Regions from separate parts of the Homo sapiens genome. Here all the other regions are linked to region 3. Evidence: chromatin contacts called from ENCODE Hi-C or POLR2A ChIA-PET data. All regions are on one chromosome and are shown on one strand. The core of a region is the stretch at or near the end of the contact, and the rest is flanking DNA. Distances in the headings are between cores, read along the strand shown.

Region 1 (2,700 bases), core at 72-2,571, 5.7 Mb after region 3:
ATTAGCTGAGATATTATAGGCAACAGCAGTTAGCAAAGTGCTGAGCGAATAGTTAGCACTCAGAGTTACCAGTTAGTGTTACTACAATTACTGGTAAGCCTCAGTTTCCCTGTCTGGGACAAGGAGAGGTGTTTCACCGGAAACCAGTTGCGGTTATTAACACTATCATTGTTCAGCCTTAACGTGCACTTCTAGACTCTGTTATGATGCTGGAGTGCACAAAATCCCGTTTCTTCTTTGTTTTTTAATTCTTTGATATCTGCTTAACCTATTCTTTATATTAAATGCCCTCTGTCAAAATATCCAACATGGTTTCTATTTTCCTGTCTGTACCATGATTGATGAGCACCCAGAGGCCCCAATAGCTGAGTCAGGCAGGTTAAGATCTCTGCTGGGAGCCGGGAGAGAAGTTTTCCGTAAAGATAACTTTGCAGGCTGCATTCCTGAGCCCTGAGGTCACCTGTGTCACACTGTCCCAACGTCAGCTCCCAGGAAACTTTCTCTGGCTATTCCCAGGGCTGAGGGCTACATCCCGGCCTCCCCATTCTCTCTCCCTCCTGCCCCTGACTTACCAGACACCTCCACGTATCCATCTTTGGTCTTCACCATCAACTCCTCTGGCTTGAAGCTGTGCACATTCACACACACTTTCCAGGGCTCCCCAGGGAAGGGTGGGGGGGTCCTGCCCTCGGCAGGCACCCCAAACCTGGCGGTGGCAGTGGGGCCCCGGGGCACCATGCCCGACCTTAGGGTGCCTGGCCAGGCGGAGGAGAGACGAGGCAGAGCCCAGTCGGGCCAAGAGGCTGTCAAGTCGTCTGGGAAGGGGTCCATGCCAAAGCCATCATCCAGCAGGCGAGAGGAGAGGGGAGAGTCCCGGAAGGGGTCTCGGCGCAGGCGGCTTGGGTAGTGGCAGGAGAAGGGCATCTGACCGTCAGCCATGGTGGCTGCTCAGCTCAGAGAGAAACAGAGGCTCAGAGAGACAGAACCACCTGCCCAAGGTCACACAACAAGGTGGTGTGGCTGGGCTAGCTTATTCTTCAGCTTCCGAAAATGCTGCTTTTCTGCAGGGAGAAGCAGAACCAACCACTGCCAGGGACGGTTGTGTCCCCTCGACTGGGGTCCCAGCCCCCAAAGGTAACCCCCGGGGCAGATCCAGCAGAATCCCAGAGGGTCCCCGTCCGCACTGCCTCACGACAGACCGGCAAGCCACCGTCCTCCCAGGCTTCCCAGGCTGCCCAGGCTGGCAGCCAGAACCGCTGAGGTCTAGAGCGGAGCCAGGAGCTTAATAAACCCAGGGCACGCGCGCCTAGAAACTTCTTCTGGCTCCTTCTGGGCTGCAAGCCTTCTATTTATTTGCTGCTGGAGGCTGGAGGCGGGTTTTGCAAGCGTCTCCTGTCACAGGAATATTCGGAGGTGATGAACCAGCCCCGGAGAATCCGCGGAGGGAACAGCTGGGCTGTGGGGGGAGCTGGGAGGGGCCGCGTCCAAGTTCAGCCGGCCTCTCCGGACACTCTCTCCTCCCCTGGCCACTCCGCTCAGCTCCGCCCTCCTCTTGCTCCAGGAGCTGGAGCCGCCCTCCCCGAGCGGGGCACTAAGGCCTGGCTATTAATAACCCCGAGCCTGGCTGAGGGCTCAGGTCACCCTCTGGAAATACCTTCCCTAGAGCGTGTCGTATCCTGCCTTTCCCCTGGGGACCTGCAGAAAGGGAAGAGAGAGACAGGAGCCCAGTGGATTTGAAGGATGGCCCTGGGTTGCAATCCCCACTTACAAGATGGCCAAGCTCCTAGAGCCTCAATGCCCTCTGGGGAGATTGGTAAAGGAAAAAAAAAATTTTTTTAATGTGTATATATATATTCATATGACGCTTGTTAAAGTATGACAAGCAAGACTTTACTGGGCAGGGAAACTTTCTCCATAGATGTAGGGACCCCTGCAATGGGATTTTGCAGTGAGGGAGAAAGATTAGACTTGATTCCCAGTAGGTCATGGGTAAGTGTGAATTTGTAGCCAAGAAGCAGGTGGGGGGTCAGCGAATGGAAATTTACTAGGAGGGAAGTCCAGGAGTCAGAGGGATTCGGGCTCAGCTAACCTAAGAGGATTCTTGCTGAAGACAGGCCAGGGTGCTCAGACATCACCTGGGGGACCGCGGAGGATGAGGAAACTAATCAGATATCGAGGGTGATCAGAAATCGAAGATGGGTGGTTGCTACTAAACAGACTTAGCAGAGTTCATGCCAAAACTGAATTTTTCTTTCTTTCTTTTCTTTTTTTTTTTTGAGACAGAGTCTCACTCTGTCCCCCAGGCTAGAGCGCAGTTGCGCCATCTCCGCTCACTGCAACCTCCGCCTTCCAGGTTCAAGCGATTCTTCTGCCTCAGACTCCCGAGTAGCTGGGATTATAGGCACCCGCCATCGTGCCCGGCTAATTTTTGTATTTTTTAGTAGAGTTGGATTTCACCATCTTGGCCAGGCTGGTCTTGAACTCCTGACCTCATGATCCACCTGCCTCCACCTCCCAAAGTGCTGGGATTACAGACGTGAGCCACCTCGCCTGGCCCAAAACTGAATTTTTATAAGGAACCTCACTGATGGGCTTAGGAGAAGATTCAGAAATCCGATTAATGTTTGGTCAATCAAAGCATCTTTATAGGCAGTAACATTATTCCCAGGCACCTCCAGGTTGTTAGTTTTCCTCCTTATA
Region 2 (2,700 bases), core at 96-2,595, 6.6 Mb after region 3:
AGCAAGACTCCATCTCAAAAAAAAAAAAAAAAATTCATGTATTTGTAATGTGATAATCATACTTTACCTTCATAGGTTTCAAAATGCTTTTATTTATTAATACTAATAATATATTTATAGCAATTTATAAAGCACTTTTACATGCATTTTTAAATTTCATCCTTAAGACTACTGTAAAGTCAGATATTATTCTTTTTTTTTTTTTTTTTTTTTTTGAGATAAGAGTCTCGTTCTGTTGCCCAGGCTGGAGTGCAGTGGTATGTTCTTGGATCACTGCAACCTCCACCTCCCCAGTTCAAATGATTCTTCTGCCTCAGCCCCCCAAGTAGCTGGGATTACAGGCATGTGCCACCATGCCCGGCTAATTTTTGTATTTTTAGTAGAAACTGGGTTTCATCATGTTGGCCAGGCTGGTCTCGAACTTCTGGCCTCAAGCGATCCACCTACCTCGGCCTCCCAAAGTGCTGGGATTACAGGTGCGAGCCACCATGCCTAGCCATTATTCTCATTTTAGAGTAAGCAGTGGGCCCAAAGTCACAGGGTTGGCAAATGGTGCAGCTGGGGGCAGAACCTGGCTCCTTACTTCTTAATTCAGCCTGGTGTTAGCATTTTCTGGGACTCCATGCTGTATGCCTCTTACATTCATTCCCTCTCTAAGTCAATTCAGTAATCAAAGGTTAAGTATTACAGACCTTGTTCTAGAGGAAATGGAATTGAATTCCAAATTACATTTATTTTCTCTAGTAATTAGTCACTGTTTAAAAATACTAATCATATGTAGTATATGTTGTTCTAGAATTTCTGCCTTCTAATATAAAACGAGACTGCAGACCTGTGTATGCCATAATCTAGAGTTTTGTGTTACTTGTTTTTCTTTTGGTAGGTGGCAGTTGGGCATAGATGAGATAAATTCCATATTCTTGTTCTTCATACCAAAGGAAACAGATGTCCCACATTTTCACACAGTTTATGGCAGTTTCAGACTTATGAACCTCATAAAGATAAATGGGTACTGTCAAACCAAAGGATCATCGTTCACTGAGATTGCCTTTTTAACCTTCTGCCCCTTTCTGGCTCTTTCTACCTTTTTTTTTTTTTGTCCTCCTCTTTCTTCTTTCCTTCTTTCTTTTTCTTTTCCCTTTCCTCTTTACCTCTTTTTTTGAATTTTTTTTTCTTGGTTTCTTTTTCTTCTCGTTTTTTATCAATCAACACATTTAAAGTTTTATTAGCAGCTATCTTCTTTTGTAACCTAAAGGAGCTGCCATTCAGTATACTTCCTCTTTGTGATAGTTTCCTCTTTGCCCAACTATCAACTGCAGCCAGACACGCACATACACTTACACCATATCTTAACCATCTGGAGAGTGCCTGAGGCCTGAGTTATGATAATGTAGTTTGGGTCAGGAATCTGAACACTATCTAAAAATATACAAAGCTGCTCTGGCATATTTTAAAACTCGCTTAGAAATGGGACTTTTGTTTCTACCACCAATAGATATATTTATATTGGCATATATAAAAACACAACTATTGTTACAGACAAAAGACGTAAAGACCTATCAGACCTCACTGTTCTAATATAACTTAAGCAAACAACTTTGAAACAATTTTATTTATAGACTTGAATGTAATCTTAACTTTTATTTTCTCATCTGTCACTTTGACTTTTTATAGTGAGGGTTCTATTTTGTTTCTCATCCTCACATCTCTAGATATAAATAAATTGTGAAAAAAGAAGACAGGAAATGAGAGTTCAGATTTTAGGACTTCTGTCATTATTTTCTAGAAAGCATGCATCATTGAACCCCTGATGTATTTTTCCTCCAAAATATTGAAGATATCCACATATTTTTGGGGTTGTTGTTGATACAGAGTTCTGACTGAATGGAAAGATTGATGGTATATTATCATTCTCTTGTCATTATTTTTGAAACTTAAAAGGCAAATAACCAATGCTCTACCTTATGTTTTTGGTTATACCAGAGTTTCATTTCTGAGTCCTGGCGGAAGTGGCTATATACAAATCTTTATGCAAATCTTAAGTTTTTACCACTATTATATCAGAAGTTATCATGGATCTATATATGAAATAATCAGAATTAAGGGAGTATTTGTGTTCCATGTCCCTTGTTTTTATTTAGCTTTGCAGTAGTTAATTGAATGTTACTTTCCATTTTAAGAAGAGGGCACAGAGAATGACCTTCCTAGAAAAAACCAAAGTCATAGAATATAACAAGCTTTATATTTTGATATAAAAATCTTGCTCTTCCAACCCCCCCATAAGTATGGGACATATGGAAGATAACTCTTGATACAGAATATAGTCCTTTTTCTCATGATGGTTTTGACAGATGTTTAATATTAATTTTAATAAATTATTCCTTTTCTCCATTTTATCTTTCCTAATTAGACTCTGAAATGGATATAATATTTTTGACATTTTGTTGGATTTTAAAAGTTTGATAATCAGTTTGAATTGCTTTGCAATTCGTATCCTTCAGGACACAAATCCTGGTGTGTTCTCATGTTAATTCTGGAGAAAATAATCCAAACTCTAGCAACCAAGTCACTATTCCTAGTAGAATGGGCTATCATGCCTTTTCTTTCAGGAAACATCATGTAGAGTTTAAAGCGAGTTTAAAGGTCCAAACATCTATATTCTCTTATCCAGTCTGTCAGTTGTGTTTATTAGTCATGAAC
Region 3 (2,700 bases), core at 201-2,700:
TGTTCATAACTTAAAACAAGAATGCAGCCTTTTCCTAATGGCAAAATATTTTTCAGTTGGTAGCCTCTTTTTCTCTTTTTTTTGAAGCTTTTAAGGGTAGAAATCAAAATAGCCTCCCTACCTCCAATACATTTGTAGAAACAGGGACTATTTGTAGAAGAGTCCAGAAGGAACAGTGGCTGGGAAATTGAGGGCATGAGGGAGACTTTTCACTGTACACTTTAAAAAGACACATTTAAAAAATCTCACCATGTTCGTATATTTTAAAACATTTAAAAAATATACTGAAGAAATGACACGTAGGGATCACAAAATAGGTTGTGGTAAAAATTTAAAAAGCTGGCTGGTGATGCTTTTCTCCCCACTTCTTTTACCAAAATAGAATTGCCCTGTAGAATTACATTTCATATTTGACACCCTACCCTGCACTGAAATAAGGTTGGGATTCTATTCCTGTCTTTTAAAATCTCCGGTTTAAATGGGTCCGATTATTGAATGGATCCTGCTTACAATAATCGTACCCATTGAAACCAGAGAAATTTCCATGCCTCCCTGTTGGCATCAAGTAGGACCTTTCCATACCTGGCCCTCAGAATGTACAGGAAGGTGGAAGAACAGTCTAGAAGGATGTCGTTCGCTCAGCCTTGCGTTCCAGCTAAAATAAAACTGTGTGGGGTTTCCGCCTCTTTTTTCCAAATTTAACCTGGACACCCAGCTCCTCTGCAGTGTCTCCCCTGGAAAGTTCTCGAGCGTTCCCCAGCTTTAGGGCCACGCCCGCCCTGAGATCTGCCGAGTCATTGTCCTTGTCCCGCGGCCCCGGGAGCCCCCCGCGACCGGCCTGGGAGGCTCAGGGAGGTTGAAGGGGGCTGAGCAAAGGAAGCCCCGTCATTACCTCAAATGTGACCCAAAAATAAAGACCCGTCCATCTCGCAGGGTGGGCCAGGGCGGGTCAGGAGGGAGGGGAGGGAGACCCCGACTCTGCAGAAGGCGCTCGCTGCGTGCCCCACGTCCGCCGAACGCGGGGTTCGCGACCCGAGGGGACCGCGGGGGCTGAGGGGAGGGGCCGCGGAGCCGCGGCTAAGGAACGCGGGCCGCCCACCCGCTCCCGGTGCAGCGGCCTCCGCGCCGGGTTTTGGCGCCTCCCGCGGGCGCCCCCCTCCTCACGGCGAGCGCTGCCACGTCAGACGAAGGGCGCAGCGAGCGTCCTGATCCTTCCGCCCGGACGCTCAGGACAGCGGCCCGCTGCTCATAAGACTCGGCCTTAGAACCCCAGTATCAGCAGAAGGACATTTTAGGACGGGACTTGGGTGACTCTAGGGCACTGGTTTTCTTTCCAGAGAGCGGAACAGGCGAGGAAAAGTAGTCCCTTCTCGGCGATTCTGCGGAGGGATCTCCGTGGGGCGGTGAACGCCGATGATTATATAAGGACGCGCCGGGTGTGGCACAGCTAGTTCCGTCGCAGCCGGGATTTGGGTCGCAGTTCTTGTTTGTGGATCGCTGTGATCGTCACTTGGTGAGTAGCGGGCTGCTGGGCTGGCCGGGGCTTTCGTGGCCGCCGGGCCGCTCGGTGGGACGGAGGCGTGTGGAGAGACCGCCAAGGGCTGTAGTCTGGGTCCGCGAGCAAGGTTGCCCTGAACTGGGGGTTGGGGGGAGCGCAGCAAAATGGCGGCTGTTCCCGAGTCTTGAATGGAAGACGCTTGTGAGGCGGGCTGTGAGGTCGTTGAAACAAGGTGGGGGGCATGGTGGGCGGCAAGAACCCAAGGTCTTGAGGCCTTCGCTAATGCGGGAAAGCTCTTATTCGGGTGAGATGGGCTGGGGCACCATCTGGGGACCCTGACGTGAAGTTTGTCACTGACTGGAGAACTCGGTTTGTCGTCTGTTGCGGGGGCGGCAGTTATGGCGGTGCCGTTGGGCAGTGCACCCGTACCTTTGGGAGCGCGCGCCCTCGTCGTGTCGTGACGTCACCCGTTCTGTTGGCTTATAATGCAGGGTGGGGCCACCTGCCGGTAGGTGTGCGGTAGGCTTTTCTCCGTCGCAGGACGCAGGGTTCGGGCCTAGGGTAGGCTCTCCTGAATCGACAGGCGCCGGACCTCTGGTGAGGGGAGGGATAAGTGAGGCGTCAGTTTCTCTGGTCGGTTTTATGTACCTATCTTCTTAAGTAGCTGAAGCTCCGGTTTTGAACTATGCGCTCGGGGTTGGCGAGTGTGTTTTGTGAAGTTTTTTAGGCACCTTTTGAAATGTAATCATTTGGGTCAATATGTAATTTTCAGTGTTAGACTAGTAAATTGTCCGCTAAATTCTGGCCGTTTTTGGCTTTTTTGTTAGACAATGCAGATCTTCGTGAAGACTCTGACTGGTAAGACCATCACCCTCGAGGTTGAGCCCAGTGACACCATCGAGAATGTCAAGGCAAAGATCCAAGATAAGGAAGGCATCCCTCCTGACCAGCAGAGGCTGATCTTTGCTGGAAAACAGCTGGAAGATGGGCGCACCCTGTCTGACTACAACATCCAGAAAGAGTCCACCCTGCACCTGGTGCTCCGTCTCAGAGGTGGGATGCAAATCTTCGTGAAGACACTCACTGGCAAGACCATCACCCTTGAGGTCGAGCCCAGTGACACCATCGAGAACGTCAAAGCAAAGATCCAGGACAAGGAAGGCATTCCTCCTGACCAGCAGAGGTTGATCTTTGCCGGAAAG
Region 4 (2,700 bases), core at 63-2,562, 8.6 Mb after region 3:
AGGCTGGAGTACGGTGATGCGACCTCGGCTCACTGGGCTCACTGCAGCCTCTGCCTCCAGGGCTCAAGTTATCCTCCCACCTCAGCCTTTCGAGTAGCTAGGGCTACAGGCACATGCCACACTACGCCTGGCTAATTTTTGTATTTTTGTATTTTATTTTTTTTGTCATGACGGGGGTTCTTGCTACATTGCTCAGGCTGGTCTTAAACCTCGGCTAGGATTACCGGCGTGAGCCACTGTGCCAGCCATCCACTCTTCCTCTTTTAGCTTAATCTACCTGAAACAGCTGATTGTTCCATGTTTGGAGGCGTATTAGTGAAGACATTGTTTTCTCCTCCCCCTTTTCGGGGATCCATTTCTTGAGGACTGGGAGAGCTTCTCTTCATAGCAGCACTCCTCCGGACTCCCAGGCCATATACACTCAGGAAATGTTGGTTATCCAATGAATGACGCCAGGAAGAAGGGTCTGCTCCCAACACGGCCTTAGCACAGTGCCTGGAAGTTATAACAGATTCTGGCACACAGCAGGAGCTCAGGAAACATTTATGTAATGAATGAATGAATGAATGAATGAGTGCACACAGTAACTAGGAGTAAGGGCTCAATAAACATTTCTGTATTAAACGCACAGTGTCTGGAACACAGTAAGCGCTCCGTCTATGGCAGCCGTGAATATCCCTGGGCGAAGCCTGTGAAACCTTGTCCAAGAGCTTGGCTTCACTGTGCGCGGGTTCGAATCTGGACTCCTCTTCCCAAGTGTGCGACCTCGGGCAAGTGATTTAATCCCTTTGTGCTTTAGTTTTCTCCTCTGCAAAAGGCGGACGGCGGCGCGAGCCTCTGAGGACACATTCCCCAGGGCACTCGGACCCGCTGCCTGGCCCACATCGCGGCCGCCGCGCCACGCCAGCCGGCCTGGGCTGCGAGGGCACAGGCCGGGGGTCCCGCGCCCTCCTCCGCGGCCACCACGGGCGCGCCCGGGACCCACGGTCCCGCCCCGCCACGATCAGTGCACCGCGAGGGGGCGGGGCGGCCACGAGGGGCAGCCCACGGCAGCCACGGGCCGGCAGTCCGCCGCCCGCCGGGGAGCCCGGCCGCCCGCACTTCTTTCTCTCCCTCTCTGCCTCCCTCCCTCCCTCTTCCCGGCCGGAGGACCCGGCCGCGCTCAGCTCAGCAGCGCCTCCCGCGAGCCGCCGCCGCCGCCGCCACTCCGGACCCCTCCCCCGCCCGCCCCTCGCTCCCCCCGCGCGGCCGGCGCCCGTCACGTGACCAAGCGCCAGCCAATGGCGGGCCGAGCCGCGGTCGGCGGCCGCCATTGCTGTCAGAGCAAGCGAGCCCGGGGAGGGAGGAGAAGCGAGGCTGACTGGGGAGGAGGGGGGGGTGGGGGAGGAAGAGGAAGGAGGGGACGTCGCTCGGCTGCCGGGGTCGCCCGCTGGCTTCGTCCGCACCCCCCCCTTCGCGAGTTCGCGCTCCGCGGCGGCGGCGGCTCCGAGGCGGCGGCGGCGGCTCCGGGGCTCGCCTCCCCTCGCGCGCCGGCGGGGGCCGAGGGGGAGTCGGTGGCTGGAGATAAACAAGGCGGCGGCAGCGGCAGCAGCGGCGGCGGCGGCGGCTGAGGAGCAGGGAAGGCGGAGGCGGTGGCCGGCCCGCAGCGCCGGCCCGGGGCGCGCGCCCCCCCCGCCAGCCCGGGCCCGCTGCCCCCGGCGCGGCGTCGCCGCGGCGCCTCCCGCCTGCCCGCCGGCCCTCGCGCCCTCCCCCGGCGGCGGCGGCGGCCCGGCCGCCCCGCGCTCCCCGGCGAGGCGCCGCCGCCCGGCCCGGCCTCGCCTCGGACGCCTCGCTCCGACATGCCCCGCTCTGGCGGCCGGGCTCGCGGAGGATCATGACTGCGGCAGCGAACTGGGTGGCGAACGGGGCGAGCCTGGAGGATTGTCACTCCAACCTCTTTTCGCTGGTGAGTAGCCGGGCTGCGGGGAGGGGGCTGTGCCGGGGAAGGGGGGGGGTCCCCGACCTCCGCCGCCGACCAACTTTCTCCTCCCGCCGCCGGGACTTCGCCCCTCCCTCGCGTCTCCCCGCCGTTCGCCTCTCGCCGATTCTCCCCCTTTTGGATCGTCTCTCTCTCGCCTTGGATCCCATCCAGTGTTTATTTGGCTCTTTAAAAATCATTTGTGAGCGCGGCGCTCGGCGTGGAATTTGCATGTGGAAGTCTCGGAGCTGCGGATTCTGGGTCGCACTTCGAACGCCCACCCTCTGTTGCAATCGCACTCCCCTTCTCCTCCCCTTTCCCCCCTTTTTTTCCCCCCGTAAATGTGGAAGGCTTTGCCTTGTGCTGCCGCGCCTCCGATCGGCAACCTCTTCCCCCGTTGTTGGATCAGCTGCCTGCCCGCCCGCCTGCCTTTTGAATTTTTTTAAATTCCATAATGACACCTGCAATTTCGCCCTAAAATAGTTGATTGAATGCGATTGTGTCAGGAAAGGACTCTTGCACCCGAAGCTCCCGCGATTGTAAACATCGACAGCCGCCTGCCTCTCGGGGCTTACTATGCTGGAGAGCCGTAAAGCCATTGCACCGAGCCGACGGAAGGTGGAGAAAGCTTTTTCTTCTTTCTCTCCTCCTGTGTCTTTTAAAAACTGTTTTTCTCTATCCTAACAACGAATCCGCACACACACACACACACACACACACACACACACACACACACACAAAAG

What was found. Hi-C counts contacts between places; a loop is a spot of excess contacts on that map. ChIA-PET counts read pairs that join two places held with the same protein, here RNA polymerase II (POLR2A). Pooled maps may share reads with other maps.
Region 1: a loop to region 3 is called in a map of ascending aorta, with 8 times the contacts of the local background. The contact joins the promoter of HSPB8 here to the promoter of UBC in region 3. A Hi-C loop is called at or near these places in 2 of 168 maps with a recorded cell type or tissue (ascending aorta and transverse colon) and 7 of 50 pooled maps.
Region 2: a loop to region 3 is called in a map with no recorded cell type, with 15 times the contacts of the local background. The contact joins the enhancer-like site here to the promoter of UBC in region 3. A Hi-C loop is called at or near these places in 2 of 37 single-sample maps with no recorded cell type and 1 of 50 pooled maps. POLR2A ChIA-PET finds 5 or more read pairs at or near these places in 1 of 52 experiments (GM10248).
Region 4: a loop to region 3 is called in a pooled map, with 5 times the contacts of the local background. The contact joins the promoter of MED13L here to the promoter of UBC in region 3. A Hi-C loop is called at or near these places in 2 of 50 pooled maps. POLR2A ChIA-PET finds 5 or more read pairs at or near these places in 2 of 52 experiments (PC-9 and activated CD4-positive, alpha-beta memory T cell).

Annotation. Positions count from the first base shown.
Region 1 is chr12:119,177,552-119,180,251 of GRCh38, reverse strand. HSPB8 (heat shock protein family B (small) member 8) reads right to left here and starts at 1,321. Exons shown (of 3, transcript NM_014365.3): 1 at 573-1,321. The coding sequence starts at 939. RefSeq lists an enhancer at 969-1,718.
Region 2 is chr12:118,329,161-118,331,860 of GRCh38, reverse strand. All of the region lies in intron 1 of TAOK3 (TAO kinase 3), which reads left to right. Among named protein-coding and RNA genes, the nearest start is that of TAOK3, 42 kb to the left of the region's middle. Within about 2 kb of position 1,345, at least 6 of the 41 ENCODE cell types and tissues checked have a DNase peak (open chromatin) inside an H3K27ac peak, as active enhancers do.
Region 3 is chr12:124,913,400-124,916,099 of GRCh38, reverse strand. It overlaps UBC (ubiquitin C), which reads left to right and starts at 1,450. Exons shown (of 2, transcript NM_021009.7): 1 at 1,450-1,513; 2 at 2,326-2,700. The coding sequence starts at 2,329. MIR5188 (microRNA 5188) reads right to left here and starts at 553; the gene lies at 441-553. RefSeq lists enhancers at 1-97, 1,422-1,871, 1,196-2,153 and a silencer at 872-1,211.
Region 4 is chr12:116,276,305-116,279,004 of GRCh38, reverse strand. MED13L (mediator complex subunit 13L) reads left to right here and starts at 1,312. Exons shown (of 31, transcript NM_015335.5): 1 at 1,312-1,945. The coding sequence starts at 1,874. RefSeq lists silencers at 904-963, 1,014-1,483.